Regions from separate parts of the Homo sapiens genome. Here region 1 is linked to region 2. The links are chromatin loops, found by intact Hi-C in ENCODE. Cell type or tissue: endothelial cell of umbilical vein. All regions are shown on one strand. Each heading gives the region's core, and the rest is flanking DNA. Links, peaks and the distances in the headings are about the cores only.

The links. Hi-C counts contacts between places; a loop is a spot of excess contacts. Peaks named below come from ENCODE experiments on the same cell type or tissue, not always from the same donor. Only the 100,000 strongest peaks of a DNase experiment are listed, where the experiment ranks them.
Region 1: it touches region 2 in a loop (3-fold over the local background); 22 of 110 quality-filtered maps call a loop at or near these places.

The regions. Positions count from the first base shown.
Region 1 is chr2:197,470,488-197,474,891 of GRCh38, reverse strand. It overlaps COQ10B (coenzyme Q10B), which reads right to left. Exons shown (of 5, transcript NM_025147.5): 5 at 1-1,135. The coding sequence ends at 968. It overlaps LOC124907951 (a long non-coding RNA gene), which reads left to right and starts at 1,851. Exons shown (of 2, transcript XR_007087903.1): 1 at 1,851-2,051. In endothelial cell of umbilical vein, for the core only: no CTCF peak of the experiment used is centred there; no DNase peak of the experiment used is centred there.
Region 2 is chr2:197,395,827-197,400,159 of GRCh38, reverse strand. SF3B1 (splicing factor 3b subunit 1) reads left to right here. Exons shown (of 25, transcript NM_012433.4): 20 at 1-105; 21 at 1,579-1,699; 22 at 2,044-2,175; 23 at 3,832-4,104. Among named protein-coding and RNA genes, the nearest start is that of SF3B1, 37 kb to the left of the region's middle. In endothelial cell of umbilical vein, for the core only: no CTCF peak of the experiment used is centred there; no DNase peak of the experiment used is centred there.

The sequences.
Region 1 (4,404 bases), core at 139-4,138, 75 kb before region 2:
CCTCGGAGAAAGTGGCAAACTACTGGAAAAGTAGCTTAAAGCTCTGGACCACTCACCAAAAAAAAAAAAAAAAAGAAGAAAATACACTGTTTATCTGGGAGCTAGCCTCATTATGGCAATGAATTTATCTACTAGTCATAAGAACAATTTTTAAAATATCAAAAGTCCCAGGGAACCTTCACTAACAGTTTTTGTTTTTGTTTTTGGAGACAGAGTCTCCCTCTGTTGCCCAGGCTGGAGTGCAGCAGGGCGATCTTGGCTAACTGCAACCTCCGCCTCCCGGGTTCAAGCGATTCTTGTGCCTCAGCCTCCCAAGTAACTGGGATTACAGGTGTGTGCCACCACGCCCAGCTAATTTTTGTATTTTTAGTAGAGATGGGGTTTCGCCATGTTGACCAGGCTGGTCTAGAACTCCTGACCTCAACTGATCTGCCCACCTCAGCTTCCCCAAGTGCTGGGATTACAGGTGTGAGCCACTGTGCCCAGCCCAAAGTTTTTACTTTAAATATATGATTACTCAAATATCCTAAGCCATACGGCAGGCCCTATAACAATAAGTTACAAATAGTCTGAATTTAATAACTTAAGTGTGATATGGTTAATATAATACATACTGTGTGAATATCTTAACTAACCTCTTTCAGGTAAGGTGATAATTAAAAGGTTTAAATTTACAGTTTCAACTTCTGCTCAGAAGAATCATGCCAGTATTCTAGCAATGGTGATGACATCCCATTATTGTAATGCAGAACATGATAATGTCCATATTATTTTGAATTATACTTGAAGAAATAATTCTATGTACAAGTGAGTCTATATTCTATGTGCAAATTTTCAATGGTGCAGGTTTATAACCAAAGCTGCGTTTAACAAATGCTTTCTGGCTTCTGAAAACATGTCATGAAAATACTTCCTAAAAGTGAACAAACTAAAGTCAGAAGCAGGTGGCACCAGTTCTTTTTTGCCTTTATGTGTGATGGACTTCATGAAGCATTAACTCCCGAGGTATATTTGTTTCTGGACCATACAGCTTACATGCTCTTCTTTCAAAGGCAGCTACCATCTGCTTCACAACTTCATCAAAAAAGAGTGTGGCAAGCTGGGAATGTAGAAGTGATCGAAATTCAAAAGAAATCTGTAGGAAAATATTGAAAATTATTTTAGAAAAAATTATTTTTTGCTTTTTTTTTTTTTTTGGTTTTCCTGGAGAGGGACTCTCGCTTTGTTGCCCAGGTTGGAGTGCAGTGGCACAATTGCGGCTCACTGCAGCCTCAACCTCCTGGACTCAAGCAATCCTCCCACCTCTGTCTCCCAAGTAGCTGGTACTACAGGCATATGCCACCACATGTGGCTAATTTGTGTGTGTGTGTGTGTATATATATACGTATATATATACGTATATACATATATATACGTGTATATATACATATATATATATGTATATATGTGTATATATATATATATATATATATATATTTTTTTTTTTTTTGTGGGGGGGGGCGTAGAGAAGGGGTTTTGCCATGTTGCCCAGGCTGATCTCAAACTCCTGGGCTAATGCAATTCTGCCCACTTCAGCCTCCCAAAGTGTTGGGATTATGGGCATGAGCCACTGTGCCCAGCCAGAAAGATTTTTTTTAAACTAAATCTCCACTTAGGACAGTGGTGTTCACACTATGAACTGGGTATCTAAGGTAGAATTGTGTGGATGTATGTAGGTGGGATTTTTAGCACCCCCACAAAAGAGGGAATCTTCTTTTACTGCAACAAGCACAATTGCTGGCACAATAAGCTTACATAAAGAAGGCCAATGAAATCTCATTTCAAGGGAAAAAGTCTGTTTCTTAATAAGAGAAGACTGGAAAAAACCTTTGCTGAATACATTAATCACTATGCCTTCTTATTAATGTGTCCCTTTTAGATCCATCCTATCCCACAAAAGGAAATAAGGAAGGAAAGTGATCCTTCTCATAGGTATCACTGAGAAGCACCAGCAGGAAGAGGAGGCTGGAAGTGTGCATGCACATGTGTGCCTAACCCACAGGGCAGATGGTGTAAGTGGTTTAATCTTTCTTTTTTTTTTTTTTTTTTTTTGAGATGGAGCCTTGCTCTGTCGCCCAGGCTGGAAATGGCCCAACCTCGGCTCAAATGCAACCTCTGACTTCTAGGTTCAAGCGATTCTCCTGCCTCAGCCTCCAGAGTAGCTGGGACCACAGGCACCTGCCACCACGTCCAGTTAATTTTTGTATTTTCAGTAGAGACGGGGTTTCACCATGTTGGCCAGGCTGGTCTCAAACTCCTGACCTCAGGTAATCCACCCACCTAGGCCTTGCGAAGTGTTGGGATTACAGGCATGAGCCACTGCGCCCGGCCACGTGGTTCAATCTTAAAGTAGCCAATGATGTGGACAAGCTTGTCCAATCCACCTTATTTTGTAGTTGTTGTTGTTTTGTTTTGTTTTGTTTTAGGCTTTTAACAGCCTGAAGCCATGGGTTTTAGTTTCTGTCTCTAGTGGTTAAGTGGAAAAGAGGGATGAGGAAGAGGCTTTACTGGCCCAACCAGAAACAGAAACTAAGAACCCATGACTGTATTCTCTCCCTTGGATACCCTTTCAGAACTTTATTTATACCCTCTCATTGTTCCATATAGAATTCAAGACAACTGGTTTGAGAACTGTGTTTTAAGGACCAAATATCCTCTAAATATTAAAATGTTTATCTTTCATTACGAAATAATTTCATTTTTGTAAAAAAAAAAAACTACAAAATAATACAAAGAATTCCCATGTACCCATTACCCATATTTCCCTATTTTAATGTCTTCAATAACCATACTGCAATTATCAAAATCAGGAAATTAACAGAGGGAGTTACTACTACTAGATAATAATGCTATTATCTAATTTATATAGACCTTATTCAAATTTTCCCAATTGTCCTTTTTTTTTTTTTTTGAGACAGTGTCTCACTCTGTCACCCAGGTTGGAGTGCAGTGGTACGATCTCAGATCACTGCAACGTCCACTTCCTGGGTTCAAGTGATTCTCCTGGTTCAGCCTTTCAAGTAGCTAGGACTACAGGCATGCACCACCACACCCGGCTAATTTTTGTATTTTTAGTAGAGATGGGGTTTCGCCATGTTGGCCAGGCTGGTCTCAAACTCCTGACCTCAAGTGATCTGCCCGCCTCGGCCTCCCAAATTGCTGGGATTACAGGCGTGAGCCACTGTGCTTGGCCCCAATTGTCCTATTAATGTCTATAATGCTTTAATGAAAATTACTCAAGAGCTGAGAACAGCACACGATAATTTAGTCAAAATTGCCACCATTTCTTAAAATTCAATGCCCAAGTTGCCTGTACAGAGAACAACTCCCATATTACCTGTTGGCAAAGAAAAAGCCACAAATTGCTTTAAGTTTTCTATAACTACGATTATATGAAAAAGAAAGTTACTAGGCTGGGTGCGGTGGCTCACGCCTGTAATCCCAGCACTTTGGGAGGCCAAGGTAGGCAGATCTCCTGAGCCCAGAAGTTCGAGACCAGCCTGGGAAACATGGCAAAACCCCATCCCTACATAGAATACAAAAATAAGCCTGTGTGGTGGTGCATTCCTGTAGTCCCAGCTACTCGGGAGGCTGAGGTGTGAGGATCACTTGAGCCAGGGAAGCAGAGGTTACACTGAGTCAATATCACAGCACTGCACTCCAATCTGGGTGACAAAGTAGCGCCCCATCTCAAAAAAATAAAAAAAGAAAGTTACCAGACTCTAGATGCAAAAAAATGAAAAAAATATATTACCTTATTTCTGCATGTTTTATTTTTAAATTTTTTGAGACAGGGTCTCACTCTGTTGCCCAGGATGGAGTACAGTGATGTGATCATAGTTCACTGCAAGCTCGAACCCTTGGACTCAAGTGATCTGCTCGTCAGCCTTCTCAGCAGCTAGGACTACTGGTGGGCACCACTACACAAGGATAATTTTATTTTTATTTTTATTTGTTTTGAGACAGTTTTGCTCTTGTTGCCCAGGCTGGAGTGCAATGGCACGATCTCGGCTCACTGCAACCTCCGCCTCCCGGGTTCAAGTGATTCTCCTGTCTCAGCCTCCTGAGTAGCTGGGATTACAGGCACATGCCACCACGCCCGGCTAATTTTTGTATTTTTACTAGAGACGGGGTTTCATGATATTGGTCAGGCTGGTCTCGAACTCCTGACCTCAGGTGATCTGCCCGCCTCAGCCTCCCAAAGTGCTAGGGTTATAGGTGTGAGCCACCCCATCCAGCCGATAATTTTATTTTCACTAGAGACAAAGTCTTGCTATGTTCCCCAGGCTGGTCTCAAACTCCTGGCCTCAAGTGATCCACCTGACTCAGCCTCCCAAAGTGCTGGGATTCCAGGCATGGGCTACT
Region 2 (4,333 bases), core at 334-4,333:
TGATGGGACACTTGGGTGTTGTATTGTATGAGTATTTGGGTGAAGAGTACCCTGAAGTATTGGGCAGCATTCTTGGAGCACTGAAGGCCATTGTAAATGTCATAGGTATGGAATTTGCTGGTTACATAAGACTTTTTCTTGTTTTAACTTTCTTTTTCTTTTTTTTTTCGTAAGTAAAATCTTATTTAGGAGTTGGGAGGTTTTTGTTAGCTTTTTAAAAGCACTTCAAGATTGTAGTTAAGTCGGGGGATGTCACAAAAGTCTTGTTTCCCAAAACCCATTTATATTTTACTTTAAAGAGAAAAAAAGGGTAAGTTTAGGACCTACATGAGAGGTGGGAGTAGTCACAGCTCAAAAAGCTTTGAAGTCATGGAATACAGGACCCTAGTAGAAATAGTGTGTCAGGTGAAATATATTCTGCCATGTTCTGCTGCGGGGTGAAAAGGCAATCCTAAAGTTTTAATTTAGTTTTAGAACAATATATATATATTTAAACCTTGAATTAGCGATTATGACAGGTTTTTTGCTTGTGATCAGTTTCAAGGAATATAATCAGAGAAAAGTGAACTGATCAAATTATTGTCTTTATTTACATACCCAAGTTTTAAATACTGTCCATTCAGTTTTCTAACCCGTAATACAGCTATATTACAAATGGTCTTGGATATGGAGAGCAAAGTTTTTATTCCATTAGGGCAGTATGAAGAAAACAAATGGTTTCTTATATTTAATCTTTTTTTTAAATTGATTATAACTGTTGCCAAATGTAACTCCTGCAGAGTTTAGAGGCTCTGATAACCTAGCAGAAGTCAAAATAGCTGACTGTGAGAGAGCCACTGTTTGTTTTTCCTCATTTTGTAAGAGGTATTTATGCGATACACATGTTTAAACTATTGTATTTGCATATAATCTCCAATGCAACCCTATCCTCTATACTTGAAGATAGCTACTTGCCAGAAATCATTTACATGGCCACTTGTAGGGCTCTGGTTTGCAGGGAGTTTTAAACCATATTGTTTGTCAGAGAGGCATGGGAAGAGCAATGGAGAGAGAATCAGAGCAAGTGATTCTAGTTAGAGCAAGAGCCCCTGCCAGCTGCCTCCTTTTTTCTCTCTTCGTAGGTGTAAATACCATCCAAGTATGCCCTGCATTGCAGGGAGACTGGAGATCTGTTTGTTTTGCAGTTAAAGGGTAAGGGGGCCCTTTCTGGAAATTTTTGCTTTATTTACATGTTTACCTCTGGCTTATATTGTTGTGTATGGCCGGAACATAAGCTGTCCCCATATTTAAATGTCAGTGCACAAATATATTTCAGAATCAAACAAAACTTTTTTGTTATTGAGTATCCATCATCCTTTAAATCACTTCACTGATTTCTTTCATTTCTATACATAATCAAAAATTGTTAATAAAAGTTAAAAACGATTCTGAGTCTGGTCAGAATCTGGGGCTTTCTCTTTCCCTAGGCAGCTGTAAGTTTATATTTATACATAGTCATATATGACATTGCTAAGTAAAAGGAAAGTGAACAAAAGTTGCAATTCAAATGTTGATAGTTTATTGACTTCTATTAAATAGGTATGCATAAGATGACTCCACCAATTAAAGATCTGCTGCCTAGACTCACCCCCATCTTAAAGAACAGACATGAAAAAGTACAAGAGAATTGTATTGATCTTGTTGGTCGTATTGCTGACAGGTAAGCAGATTACCCACACATTTTTATAAGCAGTATCAATTTTCAAATTTGGCCACTTTGTATTCAATTAGCAAAATTTCCTTAATGTCACTAATATAAGTGTAAAAGATTAGGCTATCCAGTATTAATATTTTCAGTCAAATTTCAATTTGGATGGTAATGGGGGTGGCAATGTAATTTTAGGACTAAACCTGTAAGACTAACTCTTCAGCCTTTCTGAAGAGTAGTAAGTTTTATTTAATGCTTAAAATGAGTTAATCATGTTTTTAGAACTGAATTTGCAAATTTATCCTTAAAACTTTTCTTAATGTCACAATAATTAATATGTGTATTTTTTAAATTAGGGGAGCTGAATATGTATCTGCAAGAGAGTGGATGAGGATTTGCTTTGAGCTTTTAGAGCTCTTAAAAGCCCACAAAAAGGCTATTCGTAGAGCCACAGTCAACACATTTGGTTATATTGCAAAGGCCATTGGGTGAGTGTTATTTACTTCCATTAAAAAAAAATTACTTTATAATAAATGCATTGTGGTATTGGAAAATACTTCCATGTAGAAATCTCTTTTGAGGCATGGTCTGAATAATGCAGTTGAGAAAGCTCTTCATTTAACCACTGACCTTCTGATTATTGGAATGTATTGTTAAATTCTTTTTTTTTTTTTTTGAGACGGAGTCTCGCTCTGTCACCCTGGCTGGAATGCAGTGATTCAATCTCGGCTCACTGCAACCACCGCCTCCCAGGTGCAGGCGATTCTCCTGCCTCAGCCTCCCCAGTAGCTGGGACTACAGGCATGCACCATCACGCCTAGGTAATTTTTGTATTTTTTAGTAGAGATGAGGTTTCACCATGTGGGCCAGGCTGTTCTCGAACTCCTGGCCTCAAGTGAGCCACCTATCTTGGCCTCCAAAAGTGCTGAGATTACAGGCGTGAGCCACTGCGCACAGCCTGTAGTCTTAAATTCTTAATTAAAATAGATGGAAGGGTTTAAGACTTACTTTAATTACACTTTAGGTGTTTTCAGGGAGGGAAACAGTACCATTTTCAGAAAAATTTAAAATGTGTGCTGGTCTTCTAGGATATTGCTTAAACTATTAAGGCAAGTTTTTAGTCTCACAACATCATTTAAGTCTCATATTAATGCTTTATATGTTTTAAAAATCTTATTATGGATTGTTTGAGCCCAGGAGTTCAAGGTTACAGTGAGCTGTGATTGTGCCACTGCACTCCAACCTGGGCATCTGGGCACCTGGGCGACAGGGCGAGACCCTGTCTCTAAAAAAAACAACAAAAATGCTATTCTAACATTACTCCACGGATTTAACTGAATTATAGCTGCTTTGTGAGATAATCTGTGGTGGTTTGCTTCCACTCCATCACAACTAAAATAGGAAAAAACAGTCATTGTAGAAAACGAGACACCACATGTCCATGTGGCTTAAGAAAATGTTTTCAAGGAATATGACATGTGAATGTCTGATTAATTAGGTAGAATTATACCAGACAACACCCCCTCCCCTAACACATACTCATTCCTCTCCTATTTTGGTAGCATAATATTTATTTCAGTGGTGATGGAGTCAAGACATTTGCAAGAATAGCTTTTGTGCAAGCTTTTAGCCCCAATGTCCCTCTAAGTTTATGTCAAAGAAGAGGCAAATAGATGCAGCAAATTGTGTGGAGGAAAGATAAAAGGAAAAGAGATTTTATATGGTTTATAATGGGAGACTACAATTCGGATATTCCCCTCACCACTCCTACCTAGTTCTAGTGCCCATTTTGACAACTCAGAGAATTACTCACTTTAAACATTTAGTTAAATTTCTTTATATTTCAGAAAGTTTAAGAACTGAAAATTACATTTGAAAATTGAGTTAACTTAAAATGTTTAGAATTTGTACAGCTATGACCTCTGATCTTCTCAGAGTCAACTTTTTTAAACTGACCTTTTAATTTATATGAAATTTTTATATAGAAACAACAATGCCAGTGACTTGAAAGTATTGCATTTTATAAAATTACTGAGTTCCCTGTAATTATTAATACTTAAAAGTTTTCATCTTTATGCATTTTTTTCTTCCATAAATTTTTGACTTATAATGTAACAGCTTGTTGACCCATTTGTTTTTTTCAGCCCTCATGATGTATTGGCTACACTTCTGAACAACCTCAAAGTTCAAGAAAGGCAGAACAGAGTTTGTACCACTGTAGCAATAGCTATTGTTGCAGAAACATGTTCACCCTTTACAGTACTCCCTGCCTTAATGAATGAATACAGAGTTCCTGAACTGAATGTTCAAAATGGAGTGTTAAAATCGCTTTCCTTCTTGTTTGAATATATTGGTGAAATGGGAAAAGACTACATTTATGCCGTAACACCGTTACTTGAAGATGCTTTAATGGATAGGTAAGTGACTTGAACTAAATACAAGAAAATAATTATAACTCTTCCTTCATTTTAGAACATCGTGAAATAGTTATTAGATGACTTTTTACTGTAACATAGTTAAAGAAAAAATTGCTAGCCTGGAGTCTTAGGACATTGTAAATATGACTTATTATTTTAAAATAATGTGCACGCTGTAGTGATTCCCCAGACTTTCTTTCAAGTTCTCCCATCCCCTTTAAATCTCTTT